Regions from separate parts of the Homo sapiens genome. Here all the other regions are linked to region 3. The links are chromatin loops, found by intact Hi-C in ENCODE. Cell type or tissue: heart right ventricle. All regions are shown on one strand. Links, peaks and the distances in the headings refer to the core of each region. The heading gives the core; the rest is flanking DNA. Region 1 overlaps LOC105377578 (a long non-coding RNA gene). Region 2 has its middle 45 kb from the start of CDKN2AIP. Region 3 holds the start of LOC105377577 (a long non-coding RNA gene).

Region 1 (11,029 bases), core at 908-8,907, 140 kb before region 3:
TCAAAAAAAGAAGACAAGAGGCTGGGCATGGTGGCTCACGCCTGTAATCCCAGCACTTTGGGAGGCCGAGGCGGGCGGATCACAAGGTCAGGAGATCGAGACCATCCTGGCTAACATGGTGAAACCCCGTCTCTACTAAAAATACAAAAAAGTTAGTTGGGCGTGGTGGCGGGCGCCTGTGGTTCCAGCTACTCGGGAGGCTGAGGCAGGAGAATGGCGTGAACACGGGAGGCGGAGCTTGCAGTGAGCCGACATCGTGCCACTGCACTCCAGCCTGGGCGACAGAGCGAGACTCTGTCTCAAAAAGAAAAAAAAAAAAAAGGATGTTTTTAAGTAGTTTGACCTTACCAAATAAATGGAAACTTTTAAAGTTTCTAATTTAGAAATCTTGTGCCTTCAGATGTTTCAGTGTCTCTGAAAATACATGCTTAAAATGTGTAATGAACTTCCTTTTTCCGGTAACATCTCAACCCTTTTCCTAAGTTTGGGTACCGCCTGGCGCAGGAGCCTTGGTGGAAGGCGGGGAATGTCTCCAGCTAGAGGACTAGAAAGGGGATGCAGGTAGTAAGTGACTTAGCCCAGCAAATCAGAGGCTCCCAATGTGCTTCTGAACTGGACTCAGCCAATCAGATGCTCCCAACGGGAAGTGACGCAGAGACGAGTGGTTCAAAGCTGGGAGAGCGAAGGCGGCAGCAACACCCATCTGCAGGTACTGCAGGGGTCGGGTGCAGGGGTACGCCGGCCTAGCCCAAGAGGGGGGCCCTCACTCAGTCTTTTCGGAAGAGCCCCACTCACCCTCAGGCAGTTTCTTTCAGGCTTTTGTGGCTTCCTGCGCCATGCAGTTACGCTGGAGAGGGATTTAAGAAGTGAAGATAGAGACATTTTAGAGCCATTTCCCAGCTTTTGTGCCATTGTCCTGGGAATTCTTCTCTCTTAGATAAAAGTGACAGGCTACCTACCTTCTCGCAGGAATTCTCACCAGAGGGTCCTGTTTGAATTTTAATTTTAGTAACCTGATTTTTATTTCTTTTCCTCTCACTTCATTTCCGTGTATCCATGTTTGAAGGTGTGTGTGTGTGTGTGTGCGTGCATGCATCTCTGTGTGTACCTGTGTGTGTTTCTTTCTCCTCACTTTTCTCATGTTAAAGGCTAACCTGAAGTTAAAATAGTTCAAAAAGTCATCTCTGGTTAAAAACCAATAAAGCCAAAACGATAGAAAATCTAGAATTTAACAGATGCTTTTACATATTGCAAATCAAAAAACCTTTCAGTGGGCCGGGCATGGTGGCTCACGCCTGTAATCCCAGCACTTTGGGAGGCCGAGGCAGGTGGATCACCTGAGGTCAAGAGTTCGAGACCAGCCTGGCCAACATGGTGAAACCCCGTCTCTACTAAAAATACAAAAATTAGCCAGGTGTGGTGGTGTGCGCCTGTAATCCCAGGTGCTCAGGAGGCTAAGGCAGGAGAATCACTTGAATCTGGGAGGCAGAGGTTGTAGTGAGCTGAGGTAGTGCCACTGCACTCCAGCCTGGGTGACAGAGACTCCGTCTCCAAAAAACAAATCAAAACAAAAACAAACAAAAAAGGCTTTCAGTGTATAAATGCATTGTTAAATATTTTCTCATTGCATTGTTTTTTCTTTCTTTTGAGACAGGGCCTCACTCTGTCACCCAGGAGTACAGTGGCACGATCACAGCTCACTGCAGCCTTGAACTCCTGTGCTCAAGGGATCCTCCAGCCTCCACCACCACAGTAGCTGGGACTACAGGTGCGAGCCACCACACCTAGCTAATTTTTGTATTTTTACAAAACATGGTCTGGCTATGTTGCCCAGGCTGGTCTCAAGCTCCTGGGCTCAAGCGATCCTCCTGCCTTGGCCTCCCAAAGTGTTGGGATTACAGGGGTGAACCACTGCACCTGGCCTTCTCATTGCATTTTACAGTACTTTCCAGAATCACAACCCCAAATGTAAGAAACACAACTTAAATAAACACACATATTTGAAGTCATAATAGGGTTGCTCTCTTTGCTTTTTAAATCTGAGACACTTTAACCACCTATTAGTTATTGTTTATTTTCCTTTCTCTTCAAGCTGTCACATCTACCTGCGGAATTCACCTTATACCTTAGAGAGAGGCTGCAGTCAGTGACAGCTGATGGGAAATGCATCTGTTCCTTTGAGTAATTCAGCAACATCATTACTTCTCAGGTATCTGTTGAGGGTGGAGCAAGCTACAAATCGCTGATGAAATTCACTGTGTAGAAGCCGAGCTCGTGGGTTCTGCCACTTATTATCTTTGTGACTTTGGGCAAAGTGTCTCTTGGTGCCTCTGTTTCCTCCTCTGGAAAAAGACGTGCTGATGATAATAGTACCTACTTCATAGGGTGCTTGTGAATGTTAAACGGGCTAATACATGTGAAGCACTCTCCACGGAACCCAGCAGGTAGCATGTGCTGAGGACAGGCTCACCGTTGCCATTATAATGCGTATCCCTCAGTTGGCCAGTGGGGAACTTCCAGATCTAACAGCCTGGTATGGGCTGAACTGTGTCTCCCCCTACAAATTCATATGTTGAAAGCCTACTCTCCAGTACCTCAGAAAGTGACTGTGTTTTTGAATTTAGGGCCTTTAAGGTCAAACTGTCCAGGCGCCATGGCTCATGCCTGTAATCCCAGCACTTTGGTAGGCTGAGGCGGGCGGATCTCCTGAGGTCAGGAGTTCAAGACCAGCCTAACCAACATGGTAAAATCCCATCTCTACTAAAAACACAAAAATTAGCCGGGCATGGTGGCAGGCACCTGTAATCCTGGCTACTCGGGAGCCTGAGACAGGAGAATTGCTTGAACCTGGGGGGTGGAGGTTGCAGTGAGCTGAGATCATGCTACTGCACTCCAGCCTGGGCAACAGAGCCAGACTCTGAAAAAAAAAAAAGAGGTAATTAAGGTCAAATGAAGTCATGTGGGTGGGCCCTAATCCAGTATGATTGATGTCCTTACAAGAAGAGATCAGGACACAGACACACAGAAGAAAGGCCACATGAAAATATAGGGAGAAGATGGTCACCTACAAGCCAAGGAGAGAGGCCCTCAGAAGAAACTGACCCTGCTGACACCTTGATCTTGGACTGTTAGCCTCCAGAGTTGTGAGAGGATAGATTTCTGTTCTGTAAGCCCCCCCGCCTGTGGTGCTAATATCTTGGTACTTTGCTTTGGCAGCCCTAGCAAATGAATATGCTGTCCAGTCACAAGCTCTGTCCTTGCAACTGGCTCCAACCTGGGGTTCTCTGCCCTTGAACCTTTCTGATTCCCCCATCCCTCTAGATGCCCCTCATCTCCATCTCACAGCTTCCTTCGCCACTTTCTGTCCCCAGAGTGTAAAATTCCCCAGGCTCTTCCTCAACACTTTTTCTTTCTATATTTCCCCGTGAGGATGAACTGATGGCCCATTTTCATAGATCCAACTGCCACCTTTATGCCCAGGAGTCCCAAATCTATAGCTCTAGTTTTACTCCCCTGAAATCCACACAGACTTTCCAAATGCCTGCTAGACATCATGAGGATATCTTGCTAATATACCCCCCACCAAGCTCATTGTCTTTTCATCCAGATTTTTCCTCCTGCTTCTCCTCCCTCCCTTAATGCCTTTATCATTGCCTTAGTGACCCCTGCTATGAAATCAACCATTGTTTCCTTCTCTTATCACCCTCTTTCCCCTAAGCCCTATAACTCACTTCCCGAAGTTTCCTTTACTTTTCACTCTTTCCCCATTCCCCGCTACACAGACCCAGGATTCATCTCTTGCCTAATATTTTTCAATTTCTTCCTAATGATTTTCCCTACCTTGGGTTTCAGATCTCCATTTTTCAGGGATTTTTTCCCCTAAATTACAAATAATATTTTCCTCTTGAAATATCTTACTGATATTTTGTTGCCTAATTTAACAAATAAAGCCCCAAATTACTCCCACTGGCATTCGTGATTTCCATGATCTTTTAAACATCCTTTTCAGCTTGAGAGGATATATTTTGCACAAATTGTGGCTTCCACAAAATCACCTAGTACACTTTACACTGACTGCTGCCGTATCAGACTAGTGCAGAATCAGTGTAAATTGGTGATCCTACAAATAGTAATCAGAGTAATCATTTATCTTCTGCAAATATTAATAGGTCACCCTTGCCTTCTGTAGATTACAACACTTCCCTTCAAAGTAGACCCTATACAGTGAATGAAACAAAGGGGAATTCAGATTTTTTAGTAAGTGCTTTTTTTTTTTTTTTTGAGACGGGTTCTCATTATGTCCCCCCGGGCTGGAGTGCAGTGGGCAATGGGGCAATCATAGCTCACTGCAACCTTGAGCTCCGGGGCTCAAGCAGTCCTCCCACCTCAACATAAGCCACTGTCCCCGGCCAATAAATACTACTTTAAACTCCATGGAGCTTCAGCACATCTTATCCAGATCACTCTGTAGGGCTGAGGATAATGGTTTGGGGGAATGCATCCCTCATGTATCTTAGGCATATTTCTAAAACTGCATAATCACCATGGCCATTTCTGATGGCCAATGCCCAGTGCCACTCCTTGGAAAATGTCAAGAATGTAAGACTCAGGTCTGTTGCAATGAAATGCATTTCCAGTGAGGCTAATGATCCTTATGTAAATTGTTGGAATTCTTGCGTGAATAACCCTTAGCAGTAATGGCAATGAAATGGAATCTCACTTTACTTTTCTTCCTGGGGGCTTCCAGACCCTCAGGTTCACCATTGCAAATGTTCAGTAAACAGAGTGCTGAGCGTAGGTGGAAAAGAGATCTGGGTGAGGAGTGCAATTTTGGGGTTTTCCACATCCAGGAGAGAAGCAGAACTGTACCAGTGGATCCATTGTCAACCATGGAGTTCAGGAGGGGAGGGCCTGACCCTGCAAGACGCACTCGGAGAAAGAATTCATGAAAAGTGATCCCGACCTTGCAGAGCAAGCATTGTAGTTAATCACACTTAGATAAAGGAGAACAGCGTATTTCTCAGTTACGTTTCCTGTCTTCTCAAGGGTTTAGCCAGATCTCCATCAACATAGCCTAAGAACATTTTGTTTTACTTTCTAATTATTTGCTTTAAACTTTCAAACTATTTTGGTATCATTCTTCAGTATGGGCAGAGAGAAGATTTTTTTTAAGGGTTTCTTTGGGGACCATTAAATATAGTTTTTAATCTGTTTTACTTGGTTTTTATTTTAGTAATGCTCAGAGGAATATTCATGTATGAATAAGCCTGAAATAATAAAGCTTGGACTAATTGTATTTTTGGGAAATAGGTCAATTCACAGCTATAAAAAGCAAAAGGCAACATGTAGTAGCAATAGTTCTATCTGAATGTCGGTCATCTAGATTATTGCTAGCTCACACATTCCATGTGTTTTTAACTTGATATTAATGGTTAGAAATGTAGCAATGTAGTTTTTTGGGTAATTTTTGAAGAATAATGACTTCAGGTTAAAATAGGTAGGGAGTTTGGGACCCAAATTCCATCAGTAAGATTCCTTCAGCCGTCCTTCACCTGATTTGAGAAAAGTCATACAAATTCTTACCAAATTATGAACATTTGACTAATGAACATCTATCCACAAAAATCTCCTGGTGGTAGATGGGCTTCTTTCCCATCCGGGTTTTACCTGGGACAATTGAGGGGTCACGAGATCATGCTGCCACCTGGTGGTCCACATGGGTAACTAACATCTACCCTCAAACGATTTTCTCGGGGGCAGTTCAGTTCTGCTCTGTTCAATAAATCTTCATTGAGCTTTCACGAAGGCCAGGCATTGTGATCCTTACCCAGGGGACAGACCTGTCTCTAGCTACTTTTCCTTTGTGTTTTTCCATTTATAATTCAGTTTATTTAGTCTCATGCAGTTGCTTTGTTGGCACTCATATTCTCTTAAACCCTCCTCTTCCTCCTTGCCTCTCTTAACCCGTTTGGCTTCCTTAGAAATGATAATTTCTCGCCGGGCGCAGTGCTCACGTCTGTAATCCCAGCACTTTGGGAGGCCAAGGCGGGCGGATCACGAGGTCAAGAAATCGAGACCAGCCTGGCCAACATGGTGAAACCCCATCTCTACTAAAAATACAAAAATTAGCTGGGCGTGGTGGCGCATGCCTGTAATGTCAGCTACCCAGGAGGCTGAGGCAGGAGAATTGCTTGAACCCGGAAGGTGGAGGCTACAGTGAGCAAAGATCTCGCACCACTGTACTGCAGCCTGGCGGCAGAGCCAGACTCTGTCTCGCAAAAAAAAATAAAAAATAATAATAAAAAAAAGATGATTTCTCTTCTTCTTTCTCGAGTTCTGTTTGTGCAGCAGTAGTGACACTAATCACAACTTTAAAGCAAACGTGTTATGGTCTTAGATATTTTTTTCCAAGGAAAAGGAAAAGGAAAATAATACATTTCATGATTTCTCCATAAACTCGTAAAGGCCTCAAAAAGGGCCCAGAGTTCTACAGAAGGCTCTTGTCGTCTTCTCATCTGATTGTGTGTCTACATTGCTTTTACCCACTTTTCCTGAGGCACCGACATTGAACAAAAAGATTGATTCTTGTTCTTATCCATTTTCAATTTTCTGGAAATAACAAATGTTGCTTTTTACTATTTTTCATCACAAGTGTGGACCATTTCAACTCATTGTGGGTTAAACCAACTTTCTTAAGATTATTTGTGAATACAATCATTTTTAATAAAATGGTTTTTAGGGAAAATTTATTCAGAGTTCACACGAGCAGCTTAAAAGCTTTTGCAATGCAGTCCACTTCAACATGACGATTTTCTGCACTTGAAAAACAGATAAATTAGAGGCTATTTTCTTTATAATAGAAAAAAAGTGTTATTTTATAGAATAATTAATCATGGAGTTTTAAATATGATCTTCTCATTACATTTAATTGTGATTCAATTGTAAAGCATTTAGAAACAGAAGTAGTCATAAATTTAGTGGGGGTAAACACAGATTGAACCAGGAATTATCAAAGAATTTGGAAGAATTATACAACTTAAGAATTTCGTTGGTTCCAGTAAGCGCTCACATATCTGAAATATCCTTGCCTGCAGTCAAAACAATGTGAAGACTAATTACAATAAGAAATACTCAACCTTCAAATAAATTCCTACAATTCTTTGTGGAATTGCTAAATCAAAGGATATGTACATTTGTAATTTTGATAAGTACAGTAATGCTAAATTTCCCTCCATAGAGATTAAACTAATTACATTTCTATCATTTATTTTTTAATCCCCAAAGACATCATTATTTTTGTTTTATACAGTCAATGTTTGTTAGATTTATCAACACATTTAGAGCTTCCTGTGTTCTTCATTCCTTCATCATTTCTGGCTCTCCATATGGGATCATTTTTCTTTTTTTAAAATATGCCCCTTAGAATTCCCTTTAGCAAGCTTCTCCTGGTCGTAAACTCTTTGTCTTCTTTGTCTGAAAATGTCTTTCTTTGTTTCCTTCCTGAAATAATTTCAAATTGACAATTATTTTCTCTTAGCACATTGAAAATCTCATTCTTTGTCTTCCGGTTTCCACTGTGGCTGTTAAAGAATTAGGTCTCACACAGTCTGACTGTTTTAACTCCCTCTAAGGTAATTAGTTTTTTCCCCCTCTGGCTGCTTTGAAAATTTGTCTTTGCACCTTTAAAATAATTGTATTGTTTCATGTTTTTGTTTGTTTTGTTTTGTTTTAGTTCCACTGCATGTATCTAGTTGTAGATTTTCTCCCCTGCTTAGGATTTGATAAGTTTCTTAAATCTGTGGATTTGTCTTTCTTGTAAGTTATTAGTTATTATCATTTCAAATATTGTCTTTTAGTTATTTTTTCTCCTCTCTTTTTAGGACACTTATTAAATGTATATTAGACCTTCTTATTTTATCATCAATGTTTTTTAACCTCTTTTCTATATTTTTTGTCCTCTGTGCTACATTCTACATAATTTCTTCTGACCAACATCCAGTTCACCAATTTTCTCTTTAGCTCTGTCTAGCCTGCTGTTAAACTATATTTGAGTAATTAATTTTAGTTATAGGGTTGTTTGCTTTTTGGAGTTCTATTTGTTTGTTAGGGTAATTTTATAGTTCCTGATTCCCCAAAGACATTTTCTTTTCTTTTCTTTTCTTTTCTTTTTCTTTTTTGAGATAGGGTCTTGCTCTGCTGCCCAGGCTGGAAGGCAGTGGTGAGATCATAGTTTACTGCATCCTCGACCTCCTGAGCTCAAGCAATCCTCCCACCTCAGCTTCCCAAGTAGCTTGGACTATAGGCACATGCCACTGTACCTGGCTAATTTTATTTATGTTTGTGTGTGTGTGTGTGTGTGTGTGTGTGAAGACAGAGTCTCATTATGTTGCCCAGGCTGGTCTCAAACTTCTGGCCTCAAGCAATCCTCTCCCCTCAGCCTCCTAAGTGCTGGGATTACAGGCATGAACCACAGGGCCTGGCTCCCAGAGATATTTTTCAAGGTAGTCTTTTATTTCTTAATACGTAAAAACAGGTGGCTGGGCACAGCAAGGACTCTGAGGAAGGCCTGTTTCTTTTGTTTCTTTGTTTGTTTTTGTTTATTTTTGCCCAGGCTGGAATGCAGTGGTGTGATCATAGATCACTGCAGTCTCAACCTCCTCCCTCAGCCTCCCAAGTAGCTGTAACTACAGGTGCATGACACCATGCCCAGCTGATATGGTTTGGATTTGTGTCCCTGCTCAAATCTCATGTCAAATGTAATCCCCAGTGTTGGAGGAAGGGCCTGGTGGGAGGTGATTGCATCATGGGGGCAGATTTTCCCCTTGATGATCTCGTGATAGTGTGATAGTGAGTGAGATCTGTTTGTCTAAAAGTGTGTAGCACCTCCCCCTTCACTTTCTTTGTCCCACTGCAGCCATGTGGGACATGCCTCCTTCCCCTTCACCTTCCACCATGATCGTGTATCTCCTGAAGCCTCCCCAGCCATGCTTCCTGTACAGCCTGTGGAACCATGAGCCAATCGAACTTCTTTTCTTTATAAATTACCCAGTCTCAGGTAGTTCTTTATAGCACTGCAAGAACAGACTAATATACCAGCTAATTAAAACACGATTTTTTTTTTTGTAAAGATGGTGGCTTGCTGTGTTGCCCAGGCTGGTCTAGAAGGCCTAGCCTCAAGTGATCTTCCTGCCTGAGCCTCCCAAAGTGCTGGGATTACAGGTGTGAGCCACTGTGCCCAAAGCCTGTTTCTGGGAGACGTGGGATTCTTCTGATAGGTGTTTTGGCTCAAGGACTCACCATCAGTCTTACTGAACTTCCTTAGAACTGCATTGCAGCTCAAGATTCTTCCTCCTGGCCTTCCTTGTTCCCTCTCTGCTGCACAGGGACCACAACGGCAGTGTAATATAACTCTCCACTATTCCACAATTCCCTTGGCTGCCTACCCACTTTCCGGGACAGGCATTCCCCTAATAAATTCTTGCATGTCTAATTCTGTCTTGGTGTCTGCCTCTTGTAGAACCTGGACCAACATAAAGGGTACAAGGAATAATTGAAGAAAACAGATGATAAATGGGGATTTGAGGTTGCTTCACACACTGCCAGGTGGGCAAAGACGATGCTATCCTGGTTGGTAGGTGGGGTGTGAATAGTCCCTGGCACAAAGTGAGGCTTAATTACTAGAGATTTCACCAGTAATGATGTGAAAAAATGTCCCAGTGAAAGGGCCGTGGTAGAGACGCAGGCATTCAAAAGATTTGGAGGTGGGGGCAGGAAGCCATGCCTACCAAGACAGCAGAGTGGCTAGTTACTGCTACGTTGTATTGATGCCGTGCAGAGAGATAATGAGAAACTGGGACCCTTAACACATTATTCATGGTTAACTGTAGGAGGCTCAGTGGTAACTTACAAAGGGGCCCTGTCTCCTGCAGTGGAGCAGAATGAATGGAACCCACATGATCCGCTGGGGTGCATCCTGGTACGCCCTTGCCCTGCTGTAATTGTGAATGGACACATGCAACAAGCCCAGCCTTAGGAGAGTGTGATCATCAAGGGCTCACACCTCTCAGGAATGAAGAGTTGGTTCACACCACCAGGTGAGCCATCAAGAGCTGCTGAGATCATTGCTGAAGATGAGGCGAATCCCAACTGGGGAGAGGTGTAACAGCTGCAGCCCTGAAATCAGCTGCAGTGATAGAGGCGTCATTCCCCTGACACTCCTCTTTTAGGTTTCCGCTTGTTAAGAATAAATTCCCACAATAACCAAAGAGGAACTCCTCCCTGAACCCATATGGAGAAGTGCAGGACAGTACAAGGGGTGGTGGCTGGGAGATACTTCTCTCAGGTCTCCAGTTTCAGGGAGTATAACTGACCGACGGCCTCAGCTGCTCCCAGCTAATGCCCAAGCAGGGCAGGGATGCTAAGCTGGGTCTATCCCTGGGAAACACAAAACTCCTCTGATGGGCACCTTTGGCTCAGGGTTTCCCATCGGCCTTGACAAGCTCTTTTAGAACTGTACCTGCAGGGTAAGACTCTTCTATCCCCCGCTCCTTCCTTCCCTTTCTCCTTCACCTGCGTCACAGTCTGATGGCTCTCCCCATCTTCTCTGGCTTATGCCCATTTTCCTTCATTTCCTGCATTCGAGAAGTATTAGGTGTTTCCCGTAATAAATCTCTTTCTCATTTAACCCCATCGTGGTGTCTGCTTTTTTCAGCAGACTAACAGGTCTGTTATTTCTGTTGTTCTCATTCATGGTGCCTTATTTCCTTGTGTTCCTGGTTATCTTTGACTGTGTGTTCGTCACTATCATTAAACTATTAGTTAAGGGGTTTTCCCTGGGATCTGAGATGAAGGTTTTCTGCAAAAAAGATGTTCATTTGCTTCTTCTAGGCACCTGGAAATACCACTGGCCCAGGAGCACCTTACACCATGTTGTTGGCTTCAGGTCCTCTGGGATTTCTCAGGTAACATAAACCTGGGCTGCTCATCTCAGGGAGGATGAGCCCTCTCCTGAGAATATAACTCTCTTCTT
Region 2 (11,029 bases), core at 1,395-9,394, 460 kb before region 3:
GGCGTGAGCCACCGCACCTGGCCAGCAACTTCATTCTTAAAAACCAAACTATCCTAGAAACTAGAGATCTTCCCTAGCCCTCCACCTCCCCCTTGTCTGCTTCATACCTTTTCCCTTCCCTTCTCCACAAGCTTTAGGATGGGCTTGCCTGCGAGCACCCACCGGCTCTACCTCCTCCCTCCTACTCACTCTAAGCCACCCCAAGTTAGTTTCTGTCCCTTCTGCTCTTGGAACTCATGTCCATTCTCCCATATCTAGATGCTTTAGTCTCTTTTCTCTCATGGCCTCTCTATTCTACGTGATATTAATGGTCCTGATCTCCTTGAACTCCTTCCTGCCTGGGCTCCTGCAGCAATCACATCCCTTGGATTTCCTCCTAGACCCCAAACTCCCCTTGTTCCCATTGTGAATCCATTTTCCACAAAGCAACATGCTAGGTGTGGAAGGGAGCCCGCAAAAGGCCCCACGGCAGCGGGGGTAATGGGCTTGGACTTGGGAGAAAAGGTGACTGGGGCTCCTACTCCCCATTTATATTTACTAAGTTACAGCAACCGTGGTCAAGTCTCCCAAATACTGAGCAGGTTCCCAAGATCCAAGGATACGGGTGAGGAGTAGTGGGAGAGGGGGCTGGAAAGCATGAAAGGTGTGTAAAAGGTGTTCAGCGCTGGGCTTGCCGTTTGGATGCCATCTCACAGGCTTGTATCGTCTTGCCTGTGCGAGGCTGGCCAGTGGCCCCTTCCTGAGGCGTGCTGAGTGGTCAGCATCCCTCTGAGCTGCCTCAGGGAATGCTGGAACCCTGGTGTTACGGTTATCTGTTGCGGAGTAGCAAGCCATCCCAAAGCTTCACTGAAATAGCAGATCATCAGATCTGCAGCTGGGACACAGAGGGAAAGCTCATATGAGCTCCACATGGCATTGACTGGGCCCCAGGGCAGCTGCACTGGGGGCTGGAGGATCCATTTACAGGATGGGTCTTGCACATGGCTGGAAAATCAGAGTTGGCTGTTGGCTGGGAGCTCAAGCTAGGCTGAGGGCCAAGGGCCTTGGTCCCTGTCCCCGAGGGCTTTTCTATGATCTGGTTGGCTTTTCTCAGTCTAAGCCTTCTCAGGCTGGGGCTGGGTGGGAACACACACTAGAGTTGAGCCCAGAAGGTTCTGAGCATGGCTTATACCTTCTTTTCTTTCTCCATCCCAGCTTTAAGATGACTTCCCTTTGGACGTGGCCAAGCTTGCAGAGGAAAGAGAGGCTGTTAGAAATTTGATTCATTGCCTCTGCCAGGAGGGTGGACAGGAGGGTAGAAAGACGAAATGCCTGAACTTCAAGGAGTTTTTCAGCAGTCTGACACTTGCATTTGGGGGCAAGAGAATTCTCTGAGTGAAGGGAAGAGCGATGAGGGGCAGACTGAGCTCCTGAGTCAGCGTGTCTGAGCGCCCGCCCAGCTGCCTGCTTCCCAAGCACAGTTTCGACATCCTGCTGCCTCTGTCGTCCTCATGGGTACATTCTTAGTACTGGGCTGATTTTAAGCTTCTCTTTCTAGTTATTTTATTGTGTTTCAAAAGTAATGGAAATTCAGCCGGGTGCAGTGGCTCATGCCTGTAATTCCTGTACCTTGGGAGGCCGAGGTGGGTGGATCACCTGAGGTCAGGTTCCTCAGGTGAGGAACACCTGAGGTCAGGAGTTCAAGACCAACCTGGCCAACTTAATGAAACCCTGTCTCTTCTAAAAATACAAAAAATTAGCTGGGTGTGATGGCGCGTGCTTGTAGTCCCAGCTACTCGGGAGGCTGAGGCAGGAGAGTCGCTTGAACCTGGGAGGCAGAGGTTGCAGTGAGCTGAGATCACGCCATTGCACTCCAGCCTGGGTGACAGAGCGAGACTCCATCTTGGAAAAAAAAAAAAAAGTAATGGAAATTCATAGTCATGAGGCCCAGCCAGCCCAGGCATTTTCCTCTGAGGGGGAGACAAGGAAGTGAGATGTCACGCCAACTAAGGTGGCCATCTGTGCAGCAAGTCTTCAACTGAAGACACTAATTTACCTTCCAAACGCTGCCAAGCAGCTCTCAGGGTAATGACACCATCTCACTGCAGACCCAGACCAATTCTGAGCCCTTGACCTTGAGTGACACTACCTCCCACGGCTCTTCCATAAAGGGGAGAAAGATGGTGAGTCAGTAGAGTGACTCCTTCCAATTAGGAAGGTGACAAAGGACATAAATACACTAAGCACTGAGGCTGGCAGGGTGAGTGGCTTAGTGCCAACAACCACAGTGGCCTTTTACACCAATTAGGTATATTTCCTGATAGAATCTTCCTTTTGCGAGCATTGAATTAATTTCCTTTTCACACACAGTCCCTCCTGTCCCCATCAGACCAGGGGCTCCACGTGGCCTTCACCCAGGGAGAATTTATCAAGCCCAGTGAATAAGGTGAACATTTGTTTTAAAAGAGTTTCCACCCAGAGGAACACGTGACTCTGGGGATGTCACTAGAAGTCAGCTTGGGGCCCAGGAATTATTCCTTTGGAGATCCCATCTATCTCCATCAAAACCTTGCCAGATGACCTTGTGAAAAGTCTACCAAAGACTGTGATTCAGCTTCCCGGAGAAATCTCAGCCGGGAGGATTTGGGAAATTTTGTGGGCTTTTCAGCTGGACCTTGATGGATGGATAAAACCTACATAAAACCAAGAGGCAGGCACTGGGCAGAGAGGGAGGGTGGTCCCTGCGGGAAGAAGAGCAGGACATGGGGAAGGACACCCTGGCAATGAAGCTGCCCGTGGCAAGGGAAGGATGCCCACACAATTTGGGGTCTGACATCCCTAGGTTCAACTTTCTGCCCCATTTTTAAGACCTTTGGCAAGACCATCTTTGAAGTCAGTGTCAGTATCTAAGGAGGGAAGATTAAAATAACTGCCTCAACAGAGTTGCTGTGTGAGTTAAATGAGAGAACGTATGTATGCAGCTGTCTGAGGAGTGGGAGGGGTTCTGATAAGATATGCCATCAGTAGTAAACACAGTGTATTTTTGCATTTGGAGGCCAGGAGACTAGTCTGATGGGGGCACAGGGCTTGTGTTGGGAAGGAGAGGGAGGTGAGTTTACAGGGTGGTGGCGTGTAACTGTGGAATCACTCTGAATATTGGCACTGGAAGATTTTGGACACACCACTTTCCAGGTGCATAACCTGAACCCCAGATTATGTTGGAGTTCTTATCACATGACCGCTGTATTCATAATATCATCTGAATATCTGCCCTTTTCAAGAATACAAGAGCATTGAGGGCCAGAGACTGTAACTTACACATCTTTGCAAACTCCTATAAAACCCAGCACATCATACTGCTGCTCAGTCACTACTTTTTGAATGGGGGGAGCATGAGCTCATTAAAGAAATGTGGTAACTATACCAATGGCTTAGTACTCTGCAGCTCACCAGTTAATCAGATCAAAACTGGTGATCAAAACGAATCAGATGGCTGAGGTATGAACGTAGGTGAGTCAGGCGGCTGGATGAGATGGCTCCATAAAGAGCTCTGGAATTCGTTCTGTCCTGGGCACAGCCCTTATGAAAGAAACCAAAAGAAAAAGGGACTGGAAAAATATAGATAATATCCAATGCCAGCAAAGGTGTCGTTAAACAGGCACTCAGATGCGATTCTCAGTGCAGGATCAATTGGCACAAACACTTAGGAAGGCAATTTGGCAATGTGTATTCAAAGAGGTATGGCCTTTGAGCCAATCATTCCACACAAGTGGATTTATCTTTATTTTATTTATTTTATTTTATTTTTTGAGACAGGATCTCACCCTGTTGCCCAGGCTGGAGTGCAGTGGCATGATCTCACCTCACTGTGACCTCTGCCTCCCGGGTTCAAGCGATTTTCCTGCCTCAGCATCCCAAGTAGCTGGGACTACAGGTGCCTGCCACCGTGCCTGGCTAATTTTTGTATTTTTAGTAGAGACGGGGTTTCATTATGTTGACCAGGCTGGTCTTGAACTCCTGACCTCATGATCAGCCCACCTCGGCCTCCCAAAGTGCTGGGATTACAGGCTTGAGCTACTGCGCCCGGCCGCATTTATCTTTAATGTCTGAATTAACGGAGGGGCCAAGCAGGGAGGTCACCTGCATGGAAGGGAAGACCCACAGGGAATGTACAGCCAACAACGTCGAGGTAGGTGTACATGTGGGGGCGGGGTAGAGAGGACACAGTAGGGTGGCAGAATCTACATGGTTAGAGGGGGCATCTGTGTAGGGGCAGTGGAGGCAGCAGCCAGAGAAGGGTACCCAAGTCCAAGCAGTAGGATAGTGGGGCAGAGGGAATGGGAGACTGGATACATGGAGGGGGAGGACTCCGTAACTAAATATATTGAGAGTGACGGGAGCCGAGTTTCTCACTACTAGAGAGAACAGTTATAATTATGGAAAACAAGAAAACTAGATTGAAGTCTCCGGTGCAGAACTGAAAATGGGGCAATTGATGTGAACTCACAGTTGCAAACGTTACAGGTGAAAAACGCCCTCCTGGCCGGTCACGGTGGCTCACGCCTGTAATCCCAGCACTTTGCGAGGCCAAGGTGGGTGGATCACTTGAGGCCAGGAGTTCGAGACCAGCCTGGCCAACATGAGGAAATCGCATCTCTACTAAAAATACACACATTTGCCTAGAGTGGTGGCACATGCCTGTAATCTCAGCTGCTTGGGAGGTTGAGGCACGAGAATCGCTTGAACCTGGGAGGTGGAGGTTGCAGTGAGCCAAGATTGTGCCATTGGGCAAAAGAGTGAGAATCCGTCTGGAAGGAAGGAAGGAAGGAAGGAAGGAAGGAAGGAAGGAAGGAAGGAAGGAAATTGAGCACCTTTTCAATTTGCTTATCCTCCATTTTTAGTTCCTTCTCTGAAATGTGTGTTTACATCTTTTGTCATTAAGAGTTTTGGGGATATTAGTAAACTTAGCCATTCATTCCTAATAAGTATCATGAATATTTTCCCAGTTCTTCAGTTTTGGTTTGGTTTTGTTTTTTTGGAGACGGAGTCTCAGTCTGTTGCCCAGGCTGGAATGCAGTTGCACGATCTCGGCTCACTGCAGCCTCTGTCTCCTGGGCTCAGGCCATCCTCCTGTCTCCAGAGTAGCTGGGAATACAGATGTGCACCATCGTGCCTGAGTAATTTTTGTTGTTGTTGTTTAGTAGAGACGAGGACTTGCTATGTTACCCAAACTGGTCTCCAATTCCTGGGCTCAAGCAATCCTCTGTGCTGTACCGCGAGTACTTCCTCTTTTATTTTTTTTAAATAAATAGAGACGGGATCGCACTGTGTTGTCCGGGCTGGTCTTGAATTCCTGGCCTCAGGCGATCCTTTGGGAGGCCGCTGTGGCCTCTCAAAGTGCTAGGATTACAGGCCCGAGCCACCATGCCGGGCCCCAGTTCTTCAGTGGTATATTATTTTATAGCCAACCTAGGTTTAAAATTTTGTATTTGGTCGGGCTTTTCCATTTTTTCCCCTGATGTTTTCTGGGTTTTGTATCGTGCTTACAAACAGCTTTGCCTTCTCATTACTCTACATTGATGCACCCGTATTTTTGTCACGGTTTCTTATTCTCGTGCGCGTGCACAGTGTTCGATGCATTTGGGTGCTGCGTGGAAGGCGTGCCCTGCTCAGCGACAGAGCCTGGGCGCGGGCTTCCTCCAGCACAGGGGGCGAGGGGCTTGCCCTGGAGTCACTTAGCCACCGCCTGAGCTTGGGCCACTTCCTCCACCACTTCTATCTGCATTTCCTCATCTGTTAGATGGGCTAACAGTAGAACCCACCTCAGAGGAGACTCTAGAGGTCATCGTGGTGATCCGCACCAGCTTAGAGCTGAGCCTGGCCCAGAGTACATGCTGAATCTAAACGCTCAGTGTTATGTTGTGTTGTGTTGTGTTGTGTTGTGTTGTGTTGTGTTGTGTTGTGATGTGGTGTTGTGATGTTATGTTATGTTATGTTATGTTATGTTATGTTATGTTATGTTATGTTATGTTATGTTATGTTATGTGTTATCATGCACCATGATAGGTTTGAATCCGGGGGCCAGCGTCCCCGGTCCCGGCGCCTGGCAGCGGGAGGTTCTGGATGGAGCCGCAGCAGGGTTGCCCCGCGGGCTGAGAAGCCCTCCTAGCTCTGCCCGCGGCCGCGGCGGACCCGGGAGACGCCGGACCTGTGGCGGGGTGAGCGGGGGCGGGTTCACCGCAGGCGGGGCGAGGCTCGCTGCCATCGCTAGGAGGCTCTGTTGCCGCTAGGACCTTGCGATCTCCGACTTCGGGGCTTGCGGGCTGGTTCTCAGAATGCAGTCTCTCCCGGGCCCGGCGGCCTCTTCAGCACCGCGGTCCCAGTGGGCTCGGCGTGCTTTTTAAATAAAGGAAATTAAACACACACGCTCTCTCTCTCACACACACACAGAGTGCTTAAATAATTAACAAATCGAGGCTTAAGGACAGACATTTCCTGGCTTTGGCTGGGTGGAAGCCAGCCACTAAGGCGGGGGCTGGTGAGCTGCCGCCCCGGGAGGAGCTAGGGGCGCACGCCACGTGCGGGTGCTCGGGCCTGCACCCCTGCTCGGGAGACCTGGAGCGGAGCGAGCGCCCGGGCTGCCCAGGACCTGGCCGTCTGGCACTTCCTCCGAGTTTAGGGTGCGCTGAGTCAGCTGCGGGGGCCAGCGGGGGCCAGTTAGGGGTCTGCAAACCAGCAGTTCTCGGCCTGTCCTCTTTTGCTGACACTCGCAGCCTCTGCCCACGTGGTCACTGTTGCCCCAAGGTTTCTGCTGTGCCGGCCAGCACTTCCTCTTTTTCTTTCTTTCTTTCTTTTTTTTTAATTTAAATTTTGCCTTTTTGAAAAAAAGAGAGACAGGGTCTCGCTATGTTGGCCAGGCTGGTCTCAAACTCCTGGCCTCAAGTAATCCTCCCACCTGAAGCACTTGGTTTGTTGCAGCGACTGATCGCCTCTCTTCCTCTTCCCCACTTGGTTCGGATGGTAAAGTGCATCCTCCCGAGGCAGCCTGGGCTGGAAGGCTCTCCTTCAGGGGGCCCTGCCCTAATTACCCTAACTACCCTCATGTCTCACGCCTCTCTGGTCCCCGTGGCTGCCAAGCCCCCTCGGAGAACCCAAGGGCGCCTGCAAGTTCTGCCTCCTCCAGAGCCTTCACAGCGGCCTGGGGTCCCCCTCTCCCCTCTTTACTGAGCAGCAAACTTCTCTGCTCTTTCCTGAACGCCCCAGTCTAACATGCTTGGCTCTGAGCCTGCTCTTCATTTCAGTGTCCACTAAGCAGACACACCTATATGTTATGGCTGGAAACAGGCCGCATGTCTTTATTAGAGGGCAGGAGGCGGTCGTTCCTGTCTTCTTTATTAGGTTGTATATGCCCATCTCCATCGCGCCCAGAGCATCCTGCCCCGCTGAATCTTTCTAGTCGACTCTTCTCTCAAAACTCTGTGGCTAAATTCTCTTTAAAACCTGTCCTTGTCCCAGCTACTGGGAAGGCTGAGGCAGGAGATTCACTTGAACTCGGGAGGCAGAGGTTGCAGTGAGCCGAGATGGCGCCACTGCACTCCAGCCTGGCGACAGAGCGAGACTCCGTCTCAAAAAAAAAAAACCCAACAACAACAACAACAACAAAACCTGTCCTTATGCCCTCAGATAGGGTTTCTCACTCTTGCTTCTCTGCACATCCTCTGAGGCCTGTACATTCTATTACTATTATTATACTAAATTGGTAGTTATTGAGTTACTTGTCTGTTCCATTTCCTAGACTCTAAGATCCCACATCTTATTTATTTTATGATCTTAGTAAGATATCTCACTATATGGATCTTTGTATCTCCAGGACCAAATACAGTGCCTGACCTTGGGGTCTCTCTTTTCTTTACATTTAGAATCTTCCTTCCACTTCTTATACCGTACGCCTCCCCTGCCTCACTCATTCTGTTTCTAGATGTCTGGTCATGGGAAAGCCGAGCTTCTTAGGGACTGCCATGGGGAGTGTGAGACTGCAGGGATTCTCCAGCTGTTTGTGTGAGTGTTTGTTTCAAGGGCACAGCACCTAATTGATCATAGGGATCTTGTCCAGCTGTTGAACACGTCTAGAAAAACAAATTAAGGCAGAGCAGACCAGAAGTGCATTCCATCGTCAGCCCCCAGAATAGGTGTAGCACCTGTCATAAATCCCAACATGGCTCCCGGCACTTCCAGATAGTGGCTGTCCTTGTCTCTGTGCATGGGAGTTTCTGTAGCAGGAGAAAGGCATGGCTGGGTGGGAGAACGGGGTGGCATAGTTTCCTCAGACCAATTTTAACATTAGCCTAAGGAAAATATTGTAAATAACTAAGAAGGTGGGATAATGCATTTCAGAACCAAACCAAAACGATTATCTTAATTAATCAAGAAGAATTGTCTGTATGATAGATATGATGAAACCAGTCCAGGAGGAGGAAAGAACTAACTGATCTGGAGGAAGAAAGTTAGGACACAGAAAGTGGAAACAGAAACAGGAAGGAAGTGGGAAGTGTCAGCTTCTTCAATCTGAAGCAATTTACCCAGAACAAATTTAACCTGTGCTTCAAGGAACTTTCAGTGCCAAAGTGGATTTAACTACTTGTTTACAGGTTACCTATGACTTGTCCTTTGAAACCCATCTTCTCATAGGTCTGTGATATGGCATCATGAAAAACCCTCAATCAAGACACTGTGCTAGCCTGCCCATGCAGCTAGCCTGACTCAGAAGGTACTAGAACATTCTATACTTCCTCTATGTGTCATCACAGTTTCCAGTGATAGTTCTCATTTAGATAAAAATCTCCACTTTAAGCTATCAATGTTATTTTCTTAAATACATTTGTATCTTCAAATTCAACATTTTATGAGAATTTTCCTTTTGCTATGAAACTCAAATAGCATTCAAAATAACTGAAAACAGGCCGGGCGCACTGGCTCACACCTGTAATCCCAGCACTTTGGGAGGCTGAGCGGGGATGGATCACTTGAGGTCAGGAGTTTGAGACCAGCCTGGCCAACATGGTGAAACTCCATCTCTACTAAAAATACAAAAAAAGTAGCTGGGTGCTTGCAATCCCAGCTACTCGGGAGGCTGGGGCAGGAAAATTGCTTGAACCTGGGAGGTGGAGGTTGCAGTGAGCCGAAATCGCACTACTGCACTCCAGCCTGGGCGACAGAGTGAGACTCCGTCTCCAAAAAATAAAAGAAAATAAGTAAAAACAAACAAAACAAAATCAAACACCTGCCCCTTACTACAGAGCTTGCTACCTGGGAACTCATAAAATATGTTACCAGACTAGAGATGTGTTTGTTTGTTTGTACCATGTTTTGTTTTGATTTTTGCATGGATTTCCAAATTAAAAATTTTGGACATTTCTCATAAACATCAGGATGTCTGACTTCTCTTGAAAAATCGGAAGATCTTGCGTCACTGCACCCCCAGCCTGAATGGCAAAAATTGGCAGGTGCGGGCTGAGTGGCTGCTGCCCCCCGAAGCTTATCTTCAGTTTACAGGCTCTACTGGTCCTGTTGCCTATACTGCCTGTTCATTCATTTATGTAACTGGCCTGTTGCTTATCGTTGGGAGATTTTATTCAGCCAGTAATTCTCTAGCTATTTTTTTTGCCAGGTAAAAATATCCTTATGTAAATGCTTTATTTAATTGTGGATTATAAAAGAGAACATGGGTTAAGGAAAAACAAAGGTGAAACCAGGTGCTGCTACAGTTAAAATTAAATCTCTAACAGGATCTCCTTTTCAAAGCTGCATGCCTATTAATTTGCATACTCATGCTATATACATGTTCTCTCTCCTATGTTTCACCACTGTATTAATGTACTGGAATATGAATTTTTGATGAACTATAATATTCCTACATGCAAATCTGGAGGGTCGAAGTTAGGAAAAGGAACTTTCAAATTTGAAAATAAAAATTTGAGCATCGTCTATGCTTTTGAAAATTCCATCTTTATGGCCAAGAGCTATGTTTGTATTGTTGTATTGAAATATATCTTGGTTTTGTGAACGAGGACAGCATTAGAGTTCCACTATGGAATTCTCCATGTGGCACTTTCTCCTTCCTAAGGTGCTTTGTAAGGGAGCAGGGAGAATAAAGACATTTTGAAAGTCTTAGTTATTCACGGCCTTGCTCCCAAGCCAAGAATCCAAGAGACCCTGAAATTTCACATCAGCCACTTGGAATACGAACCCTAAATCTCCCTCTTACCTTGGAGAACAGTAGTTTTGCTATCTTGTACCACTGCCAAGGCAGGACTGAGCCACGTTGAAATACAACCCCAGGATTGTAGCATTTCCCCGGGGGGATACCTGAAGAAGCCCAGGCAGAAGAATAAACATGTTATAGGGTAGGGCTTGTTTTAGACAAGATCAGGGGAGGAATGCTAGCAAGATTTCTTAGTTTTCATTAATTATTTGGGGGTTCAAGGAGACCTTTTTTCCGGTCTTTTTCCATTGCTTCGCATTGGCTCAAGAGACAGGCCAGGTAGGAGTTTATTAGGACTTGGTGAACCATACCAGGTGAGCTCATGAAGCGTCAGCGGGAAGTCCTGCAATGCAGTGCGTTTGGATGTCACAAATAAAGACCCACAACATGTCCATAAGAACAACGAGAAGTGAGAGTTTCCTGATCCTGAGTTCTCCCCAGCCTTGCGCCCCCGGAGTCGGCTCAGAGGAGAGATTGACTGCCATGAGGGTGAGGGCAGTTGCTGTAAACCTTTGACGCAGGGCCAGTCCTGCACCGAGGCAGCTCTCCCGCTGGCCTGTGGGGAGTGGGTTTTTCCTCCAGTCCCAGCACAGCTGCCCCTCGGTAGACCCGGCTCTGGGCCACCTTGAAAGGAGAGCCATAATTACGGCTGTTTATTGAGAGCTGCCTCTCTGCCCAGGTGCTGTCCTGAGGACTTTGGTCCTCACCCCTAAGAGAGGGGTACTACTTTAATTGACAATCCATAGGTGAGGAAACAGAGGCACAGAGAGGGTAAGTGACCTGCCCAAG
Region 3 (11,029 bases), core at 1,837-9,836:
ATACAGAAGGAGGAACATTTGGGAATGCAGAAGGAGGGACATTTGGGAATACAGAAGGAGGGACATTTGGGAATACAGAAGGAGGGACAAGGGAATACAGAAGGAGGGACATTTGGGAATACAGAAGGAGGGACATTTGGGAATACAGAAGGAGGGACAAGGGAATACAGAAGGAGGAACATTTGGGAATGCAGAAGGAGGGACATTTGGGAATACAGAAGGAGGGACATTTGGGAATACAGAAGGAGGGACAAGGGAATACAGAAGGAGGGACAAGGGAATACAGAAGGAGGGACATTTGGTAATACAGAAGGAGGGACATTTGGGAATACAGAAGGAGGGACATTTGGGAATACAGAAGGAGGGACAAGGGAATACAGAAGGAGGGACATTTGGGAATACAGAAGGAGAGACATTTGGGAATACAGAAGGAGGGACAAGGGAATACAGAAGGAGAGACATTTGGGAATACAGAAGGAGGGACATTTGGGAATACAGAAGGAGGAACATTTGGGAATACAGAAGGAGGGACATTTGGGAATACAGGAGGGACATTTGGGAATACAGAAGGAGGGACATTTGGGAATACAGAAGGAGGGACATTTGGGAATACAGAAGGAGGGACAAGGGAATGCAGAAGGAGGGACAAGGGAATGCAGAAGGAGGACAGTGTGAGTGTTGGGCATGTTGTGCTTGAGGTCCCTATGGGGCATGAGAAGAGATGTCCAGTGGGAAAATACGTACTTGATTTTGAAGTTCTCTTGGCTCAAGGTGGACATGCTGAAGTCATCACTGGCAGCTGAAGCTGTGATAGGATCCCAGAGAGACTGTTTAGAGAGAGGATCGGGCCAGGAAAAATATTTCAGCCATGACTGGAGGAAGAGGAACCATCAAGGATAATGAAGTGAAGCAGCCACAGAGGCCAGAAGAAAACTAGGGAGCAGGTGCATCATGGAAGCCAGCGGAGGGAGAGCTTCAAGAAGGAAATAGAATCAACAGTGAATAAGAAGGCTGAGGAAGTTTGTACCTTAGTCATTCCTGTTGTCATTTTTTGACCAATTTAAATTTCATTTACATTCTATTCCTGTTACCTATTAAATTCAAAAATAAGTGTTTAATACATTACATAAAATATAGCCATATTGTATAGATATTACAGCTAACAATTATGGCCTTATCAAGGTACATCTCTCCTCTTGTATTCTTATGGTAATGCCAGAGGTATTCTTTCCAGTTGTGCTTGAAGCAAAGCCTGGAAACACATAAAGAAACTATTCCTGCAATTCTCCAGTATAAAAATGAAATTTTATTCTATAGAAATAAATTCTAGTATATGACTGAGTGGGTCCTTTTGAGAGATACTTTATAATGCCATAATAAAACTACTTTGTACTCACAAGTTCAGCCGTTCAGGTTTTTATATTTGTCATAATGTCAGAAATTACCCTGAGGTATCCAGAGAGTAGCAATACTTTGAATATGATGGAAACATATTCAGAGTTCTCAGCACTGCCACATAAACATTGAACCTAAATAATTGAATGAGAAAAATACATTTTAAAAGGTTTATTCCATGAAAGAAGGTCATGTATTCAGAGTTCTCCAGAGAGACAGAACCAATAGGATATATAGATAGATAGACAGACAAGAGGGCATTTATTAGAGGAATTGGCTCATGTGATTACGGAGGCTGAGAAGTCCCACGACAGGCTGTCTACAAGCTGGAGACCCTGGGATGTCAGTAGCCCGGCTCTGAACCAGGAAGCTGATGGTGTAACTCTCAGTCTGAAGTTGAAGGTCTGAGAACAGGGAGTTGGTAGGGGAGGTTGCTGGTATAAGTCCTGGAGTCCAAAGACTGGAGAGCCTGGAGTTGTTCAAAGATAGGGGAAGAGTATCCCAGCTCCAGCAGATGGATCAGCATGTGTCTTTTCTCTGTTGTTATTCTCTATGGACCCCCAGCGGGTTGGATGGTGCCTGCTCACACTGAGGGTGGGTCTTCCCCACCTGGTCCACTCAGACTTACATGCTAGTCTCCTCCGGAAACACTGTCACAGACACACCCAGAAATCATGCTTTACTGGCTCTCTGGGCATCCCTTAATCCAGTCAAGTTGACACCTAACATTAACCGTCACACAGCATTTTATAATACTCTCAAAAAGAACGCTGAATCTCACTGTGGGGTACTGGTCTTTTAGGACTAAAAGACAAGTTAGTTGAAATTCAGAAATGTACTTGTTTGGTGTGGCATGCATGCATGTGTGTGCCTGGTCCTGTGTGTGTGTGTGTGTGTGTGTGTGTGTGTGTGTGTGTGCACCTGTTGGTTTTAGGGGATGTCTGCCCGATGACATATCTAGAGTCTAGAGTGCCCAAAGAGATTTAAATATCCTACCCAAAGAGATTTAAATTTTAGGAGGACGGTCTATTCAGTTCCCTTCTGGTTTCTAAAGAGGAGACAGTCGTATATCTCTTATATCTACAGAAGCAAACAAGATGTGAATGGAACAAAAATCAACCGATTTGTTTTCTGTTAGAAAATAAATATAGGCTTCATATCTGTGAAAAGGTATTGTTTGTCATAAACCAACACCCACATGAAATGTAATATTCTCAAAACTTATTATTTTGAAAAATTCCAAAAGTACAGAAAAGTTGAAAGAGTAATACATATACCTTTCATCTAGAATCACTAATTAGTAATATTTGGCCATATTTGCTTATTCAATGTTTATGTGGTTACATGTGTGTATGTACTGTTTTCTCTGAACCATTTGAAAATAAATTGTAGCTATCAGGATATGTCTCTCCTAAGTACTCTGTAATCCTAAGAACAAGAACATCTCCATAACCACAGTACCATTAGCAAACCTAATAAATTTAAAACTGATCTGCTCATATTCAGTTTTTCCCAATTATTCCCTTAATATCCAGGATCTAACCAACAACCACATTGTGCATTTAGTTATCATATCTTTTTAGTCTTTTTGCATCTAGAACAATCTCCTACCCATTTTTTGTGTGTTTTTGCTGTTTATGACATTGATATTTTAAAGAATCAGACCAGTTGTCTTGCAGAACATCCCACAATCTGAATTTGTGTGTTATTAGTTCCCTAGGCTGCTGTGACAACGTAGCACAGACTGCCTGGTTTAAAACAACAGTAAGGTATTGTCTCACAGCTCTGGTGACTCTAAGTCCAAAATCAAGGTGTTGGCAGGGCCACGCGCCCTCCAAATGCTGCAAGAGATAATCATTTCCATGCCTCCTCCAGCCCCCACTGGCTCCTGGCACTCCTTGACTATGGGCAGCATAACTCTTCTCTGCCTCGGTCTTCACACCACTTTCTTACAAAGAACACCATTCATTGTATTTAGGGCCCACCCTACACTAGTGTGACCTGATCTCAACTACGTCTGCAAAGACCCTATTTCCGCATAGGGCCACATTCTGAGATGCTGCATGTTAGGACTTCGACATGGAGAGATTTTGGGCAGACACCAGACACAATTGACTGAAGAACAGTGTGTTTCCTCGTAGTTTTTTTGTTTGTTTGTTTGTTTGTTTGTTTTTTGAGACGGCGTCTTGCCCTGTCACCCAGGCTGGAGTGCAGTGGCATGATCTCAGCTCACTGCAACCTCTGCCTCCCAGGTTCAAGCGATTCTCGTGTCTCAGCCTCCAAAGTAGCTGGAATTACAGGTGCCCGCCACCACGCCCGGCTAATTTTTGTATTTTTAGAAGAGATGGGGTTCACCATGTTGGCCAGGCTGGTCTCGAACTCCTGACCTTAGGTGATCCACCCACCTCGGCTTCCCAAAGTGCTGGGAGTACAGGCGTGAGCCACCGCGCCTGGCCCCACATGGTTGATTGAACTTGATGATTTTCATGAAGAATATTTTGCAGGTGATGCTGTGTACTTCCCATTACCTCAATTTGTCCCATTATTGGTGATGCTAAATTTGTTCACATAGTTAAGGTGGTGTCTGCCAGATTAAACCGATTATTAATAGGTAATCTATGAGGGTGGGAACACAACTGAGCTGAAGATTCAAGCTCAAGTCATGATGTGGAAGCTGACCTAGAAACACTGGTAGGAGGTGGGAAAGGGACATAGGGAAGCAGCACGGCCAGTGCGGGCTGGGGCGTCGAGCTGACTGTCACAGGGTGCTGCAGCTCAGTCCTGCTGGGACCGCTGGGTCAGTGTAGACTGGAACGAGGACCCCCTGGCTCTGGCTGTGGGCCACTGGAGCGGAACTTCTACCCTCCCCTGCCAGCAGACAGAGCTGGCTCTTGACCAAGGAAAGCCCTCGGAGCTTTGGGCTTGTGTGCTTCACAACATCAGGGCTCAGGACCATGGCCAGGCCGTTGGCAGCATCTGCTACAGTGACCTTGTAAGCTTCATTTGTGGCTGAATAGTACTCCATTGTGTATATGCACTAGTGTACATTTTCCTATCCATTCACCTGTTGATGGACACTTAGGTGGCTTCCAAATCCTGGCTATTGTGGATACTGCGGCAGTAAATACGGGAGTGCAGATATCTCTGGGCATGTCGATTTCAATTGCTGTGGATATGTACCCATATATGAAATTGCTGGATCACGTGGTCATTCTATTTTTTGTTTTTTGAGAAACCAAATTGCTAAGAGAGTAAATTTCTAGTGTCTCACCACCAAAATAATAATAATAATAATAATAATAATAATAATAAGTCAGGTGATGGATACGTTAATTAGCTTGGTTTAATCATTTCACATTGTATACATGCATCAAAAAATCACAGTGTCCCCCATAAATGTACATATTATCTGTCAATTAAAAACGAAACACTGAGCCAGGCGCAGTGGCTCATTCCTGTAATCCCAGCACTTTGGGAGGCTGAGGTGGGAGGATCACAAGGTCAGGAGTTCGAGACCAGCCTGGCCAACATGGTGAAACCCTGTCTCTACTAAAAATACAAAAATTAGCCCAGCGTGGTGGTGCACACCTGTAATCCCAGCTACTCGGAAGGCTAAAGCCGAAGAATCACTTGAACCTGGGAGGCGGAGCTTGCAGTGAGCTGAGATTGTGCCACTCTGCTCCAGCCTGGGAGACAGAACAAGACTCCTAAAAAAAGAAAAAAAAAAAAGAAAAAAGAAAAAAAAAGAAACACACGCACACACACACACAATGAAACCCTGTCTCTACTAAAAATACAAAAAATTAGCTGGGTGTGGTAGCAGGCACCTGTAATCCCAGCTACTCTGGAGGCTGAGGTGGGAGAATCTTGAACCCGGGAGGCAGAGGTTGCAGTGAGCCGAGATGGTGCCACTGCACTCCAGCCTGGGCACCAGAGCAAGACACCGTCTCACGCACACACAAAAATAATAATAATAAATTAATTAATTAACTAAATTAATTTTAAAATGTTAAAAACACCTTAATTTACGAGCAAGTTATATAGACCTCAGCTACTTTATCTCTAGCCATGCTTTCAGGAGTTTTCTCTGTATAATATCCTGCTTTGTCAATTGCAGCTCATTTTGGTTCCATATTTTTGTGATTTTGGGAACTGGAGTTAATAAGGGGTCCACTCCTCACATCCTGCGGATTCTGCGTTGTCAGTTACATAGGAGGGAACAAGGACGTGAAATGAAATTCCTGAAAATCCGAGAGGGAACGTTGAGGGCGAGGGCACGCGACAGCGGGCCTGGAGTGTGGCCTTGCCCTCTGCCCAGGCCGGCTGCAAATCTCTGCTGCCCCCTGGAGTCCACGCTGAGCACAACCCTGAGTGTCCTTGAAGTCTGAGTCCTGTCAAGGACCGAGTTGTGTCCCCTTCCGCCAAAATTCACATGTTGAAGCCCTAACCTCTAATGGAACTGTATTTGGGGATAGGGCCTCTAAAGAGGTAATTAAGGTAGAAGAAGGTCTTATGGTTAGGACTTAATCTAATATGACAGGTTTCCTTAAAAGAAGAAATTAAGACAAACAACAGAGACCTGGTCAGGACAGGGAGGGAAGGCAGCTGTCTGTCTGCAAGGCAGGCAGCTGTCTGTCTGCAAGGCAGGCAGAGAGACCCCAGGAGAAACCAACCCTGCCGACACCTTGATCTTGGACTTCCAGCCTCCAGAACTGTGAGAAAATACGTCTGTTGTTGAAGCCACTGGTCTGTAGTATTTTGTTATGGTAACCCCAGCAAACTAATACAGGGCTGCTTTGAGCTCTTTCATTCTCTGTTCTCTTTTTCTCATCTGTCTCTATATCTACCTTTTTGTCACACTCTTTGAACTTTAAGAAAGAGATACTTTACCTCCAGCCTCTAAATCTCTCTTGCTGCCTGGGAGGTAATTTACTTCTAAACATATCCAATTTTTCTTTGTCTTTCCAGTCTTTAAGAAAAGGGGGCAGGATTTAGATAATAAGTAGATCTTAAGTAACATTCTTTTCTTTACCTTGTATTATTTTCATACTCACCCTTTCCAAAAACTAGGTTCCTTTGTGGCTTGAGCTATGCAGCTGGCTCTCAGGTCAGCCTGCAGGACACGAGGGCAGGAGGTGGGTGTGTTTGCATCAGAAAGAACATGCTCTCACTGTGACTTCACTACAAACATTAGTCTTAAACAGTGCTTCTCAAATAGTCTGGGAGGGAGGACCTGGGATTTCCCCACGATCTGTACCGAATCTATATTTTTTGTCAAATAAGATCAAGGGATTTCTAGAAAAAAAATGAAGACATACAAAATACAGGTCCCAGGTTTTTATTATTAGATTCAATAGACAGAGAATTACTCTGTCCGATTGCTTTAATTGTTTCTAAACGGTTACTTTCAATGTCTGTACTTTTCACACACACTCAACATGCAGTGCAAAGACAGACACTGGTCTATGGAGCACGCTTTCAAGACAGCTGGCCCAAAGGGTGGTGCCAGTGATTTCCATTCTTTCTCATTGGTTTTAATAATCTCACTCAGAGTCAGCTGAGCTGTGTGTCTGGAAGAACTTCTCCCAGACTTTCTCTCTCTTTTTTCTGCCCCCTGCCTTCCTGTTGGGGTTCATCCCACTGAACTTTCCTTCATGGTCAAGGCTGGGGAGAAGGTGGTTATTCCTGAGGGTTCCTGGGGAGACCTGCAGTGCTCTAGAAGTGCAAGCTCAAGTTTCTCGGTTCCTCTGAGTGGAGCGTCTAGAAGATGGAACGCTCTCTTGCTCTATGACAGCCTCTGCCATATTTGACTCTTTTTTTTTGAGATGGAGTTTTGCTCTTGTTGCCCAGGCTGGAGTGCAATGGCTCGATCTCGGTTCACCGCAACCTCCGCCTCCCGGGTTCAAGCGATTCTCCTGCCTCAGCCTCCTGAGAGCTGGGATTACAGGCATGCACCACCACACCCTGCTAATTTTTTGTATTTTTAGTAGAGATGGGGTTTCTCCATGTTGGCCAGGCTGGTCTCGAACTCCTGACCTCAGGTCATCCACCCGCCTCAGCCTCCCAAAGTGCTGGGATTACAGGCGTGAGCCACTGCACCTGGCCATATTTGACTCTTGATCACTCTTACTTTCCTGCAACCTCTCCTTTGTCTCCTTCTTGATATCAGTCTGTCCATGGGCAGCCAGACTGGCAATATGTGAGAGGAAGCTGCAGTAACAGCTTTCTGGGTACAGGAACTTCTCCACCATCTGTTATGGTAAGTGGGAGAGCAGAGTGATGGGCAGAAATTCAGGGAATGGAATCATCTGGAACTCCTGAGGAAGTATGGAGCCAAGAGCTACATCATTCACTGGAATAAACCTTCCCCAGGGAAGTTATTGTCACATAGTATGTTTAGTTTATTGTTCAATAATAAACAGAAGGTTGCAAGACAATAATCTTTAGGCTGGCATATTAAGAGTGTGGATGGCTAAAGCCAAGCAGAATGGACCCTACTCAATTTCCCATCGCTACCTGGACAACAATCCTGCCCTGCCTCTCATCTATCTCATGACCAATACATACCAATTGGCACCTAATAAGGTCAGTTTTGTGAGGCTGGATTCCCCTGGAACTATTCCAACTGGTTTAGAATGAGCATAAGAGGTCACCATGCCATTTTTTTTTCCCATGCAAGTGCAGCCTACCTCAACAAGAAAACATCCTATCCAACCAGGGCACCTGGTTTCTAGAAGAGGTGGATGCGTGTGCCACTTCTGTTTTCTTGGAGGACCAAGATGCAAGGTACTCCCAGAGCAAAAGGGATCCTTTTGTATGGTCAGGCTGTAACAGATGTGGGTGAGTCTGGTATGGGCCTAAGGAAGTAACTCTGACACTAGTTGATTCCAAAGAAATATTGTTCCGCAATAAACATACGTGTGCATGTGTCTTTATAGCAGCATGATTTATAGTCCTTTGGGTATATACCCAGTAATGGGATGGCTGGGTCAAATGGTATTTCTAGTTCTAGATCCCTGAGGAATCGCCACACTGACTTCCACAATGGTTGAACTAGTTTACAGTCCCACCAACAGTGTAAAAGTGTTCCTATTTCTCCACATCCTCTCCAGCACCTGTTGTTTCCTGACTTTTGAATGATTGCCATTCTAAGTGGTGTGAGATGGTATCTCATTGTGGTTTTGATTTGCATTTCTCTGATGGCCAGTGATGGTGAGCATTTTTTCATGTGTTTCTGGCTGCATAAATGTCTTCTTTTGAGAAGTGTCTGTTCATGTCCTTTGCCCACTTTTTGATGGGGTTGTTTGTTTTTTTCTTGTAAATTTGTTTGAGTTCATTGTAGATTCTGGATATTAGCCCTTTGTCAGATGGGTAGGTTGCGAAACTTTTCTCCCATTTTGTGGGTTGCCTGTTCACTCTGATGGTAGTTTCTTTTGCTGTGCAGAAGCTCTTTAGTTTAATTAGATCCCATTTGTCAATTTTGGCTTTTGTTGCCATTGCTTTTGGTGTTTTAGACATGAAGTCCTTGCCTGTGCCTATGTCCTGAATGGTAATGCCTAGGTTTTCTTCTAGGGTTTTTATGGTTTTAGGTCTAACGTTTAAGTCTTTAATCCATCTTGAATTAATTTTTGTATAAGGTGTAAGGAAGGGATCCAGTTTCAGCTTTCTACATATGGCTAGCCAGTTTTCCCAGCACCATTTATTAAATAGGGAATCCTTTCCCCATTGCTTGTTTTTGTCAGGTTTGTCAAAGATCAGATAGTTGTAGCCGGTCCAAATGTCCAACAATGATAGACTGGATTAAGACAATGTGGCACATATACACCATGGAATACTATGCAGCCATAAAAAATGATGAGTTCATGTCCTTTGTAGGGACATGCATGAAATTGGAAATCATCATTCTCAGTAAACTATCGCAAGGACAAAAAACCAAACACCGCATGTTCTCACTCATAGGTGGGATTTGAACAATGAGAACACATGGACACAGGAAGGGGAACATCACACTCTGGGGACTGTTGTGGGGTGGGGGGAGAGGGGAGGGATAGCATTGGGAGATATACCTAATGCTAAATGACGAGTTAATGGGTGCAGCACACCAGCACGGCACATGTATACATATGTAACTAACCTGCACATTGTGCACATGTACCCTAAAACTTAAAGTATAATAAAAAAAAAAGAAAGAAGTATTGTTCCATCATTTATCCTAACTCTTAACCTTGCCTAGAATATGCTGAAATGTTGAAAGATGGAAGCTTCTGTGTTATGAAGCCATGGGAAATGAACTGAGGGAAACTTGACATTACTGATTTTTAGAAAGGGATAACTTAGAAGCAAATATCTTGAGAAGGGATGGGATGCAGAGAACACATGGAGAGACTGGCCTTTGATAGAAAAGGAAGTTGTTTTCTCAGTTGCTAAAGGAAAGAAAAAAAATCAACAATGTCAAGTGTGGATGAGTTTGTGAATCTGATGGTGGGAAGGTGAGGGCGGATCTGATGGCCCCTATTTTCTCAGCCAAGTGTAAGTTAAAGTGGATGGAGGATGTGAGGAGGCCACTAGGAAGGGTAGAGAGTTTGAGAAGAGAGAAGAAATGGTCTTCTTGGAGACAGGGACAGTAATCTTACTAGCAAAAATGCACTGGGTTGCTGGGTTACAGTGAAAGCCCATTTGGGGTGCAGGAGGATGAATTTTAAAGTGAAGCCAATTTGCTTAGTTGTATGAATCTGGCCAAAGTTCACCTGCTGGGTGCAGCTGAGGAGGAGTGAGCACCTGGGTCTCCTTAGGCAAGCATGATGCAGGGAGAGGGGGCAAGGTGGTTATAATGACGGGCCATGGGGTGTAATCTGGAGAAAAAATGTGAAGGAAGGAAAGGACTGATGGAGATCAAGAAACCGAGAATTTTATGTCATAATTAAAGGCGAAATATGGTAGAAATACTTGATCAAGTGACATAGAAGATAAGAGGTCATGGCTGGTATATGTAGTGTTCTGGAGGTGATGCAAGTTTGGGCGAGGCATGTGAATCACGCAGCCTATGGCAGTCATGGAGCAGAGGAAAATGTATTCATTGGCCCTAGGAAGCCCAGGAACTGATTGGCAGGGTGTTGGGTGGGTCATCTAAGTAGCTACTGAAGATGTCAAAAAAGGTGATGAAGGATACCTGAGGGACAGAGGTCGGGTCCGGTTGGGGATATGTTGGTACTGACAGATGCTGTGAGTCTCAAGGGAGAGAGGTGGGAGGTGATGGTCTGGAGTGGCAATAGTCACCTCCACAGATAAGCTTTGGGACAGCCTGGTTTCAGTGAAGGTTAGGAAATGGATCCAGCCTGCAGGAAGAGGCTGAAGCTAGAGGGCAGGGCTTGCTGTTACTTCTGGAGCAGGGATTCCGGGGGCCATAGTGCATGGCACACAGGTAATATGTTTGTTCTGTATTATTAATAATGTTTTCATTGACCGAAAAAGAAATAAGTGCCTGTCAAAGAAAAATTGGGAAATACAGGTAAGTATGGAGAAGACAATAAAAACCATCCATAATCTGACTCTTGGTGACGACAACTTTTAAATGTTTTGTGTTTTTCCTTCCAGTCTTGCCCCTACATATCTGCACACATTGCCCAAATTAACC

What was found. Peaks named below come from ENCODE experiments on the same cell type or tissue, not always from the same donor. Only the 100,000 strongest peaks of a DNase experiment are listed, where the experiment ranks them.
Region 1: a loop joins it to region 3, with 9 times the contacts of the local background. A loop is called at or near these places in 75 of 110 quality-filtered maps.
Region 2: a loop joins it to region 3, with 7 times the contacts of the local background. A loop is called at or near these places in 33 of 110 quality-filtered maps.

What each region holds. Positions count from the first base shown.
Region 1 is chr4:183,068,416-183,079,444 of GRCh38, reverse strand. LOC105377578 (a long non-coding RNA gene) reads left to right here. Exons shown (of 3, transcript XR_001741938.2): 2 at 2,093-2,209. Among named protein-coding and RNA genes, the nearest start is that of WWC2-AS2, 25 kb to the left of the region's middle. In heart right ventricle, for the core only: a CTCF peak has its summit at 5,700 (motif pointing left); a DNase peak (open chromatin) is centred at 5,704.
Region 2 is chr4:183,394,071-183,405,099 of GRCh38, reverse strand. No RefSeq gene overlaps it. Among named protein-coding and RNA genes, the nearest start is that of CDKN2AIP, 45 kb to the left of the region's middle. RefSeq lists an enhancer at 6,356-7,147. In heart right ventricle, for the core only: a CTCF peak has its summit at 6,254; DNase peaks (open chromatin) are centred at 6,279 and 6,699; H3K4me3 peaks cover 1,003 bases; H3K27ac peaks cover 466 bases.
Region 3 is chr4:182,933,001-182,944,029 of GRCh38, reverse strand. LOC105377577 (a long non-coding RNA gene) reads right to left here and starts at 6,605. Exons shown (of 3, transcript XR_939536.3): 1 at 6,450-6,605; 2 at 1,398-1,529; 3 at 892-973. In heart right ventricle, for the core only: a CTCF peak has its summit at 5,742 (motif pointing left); a DNase peak (open chromatin) is centred at 5,739.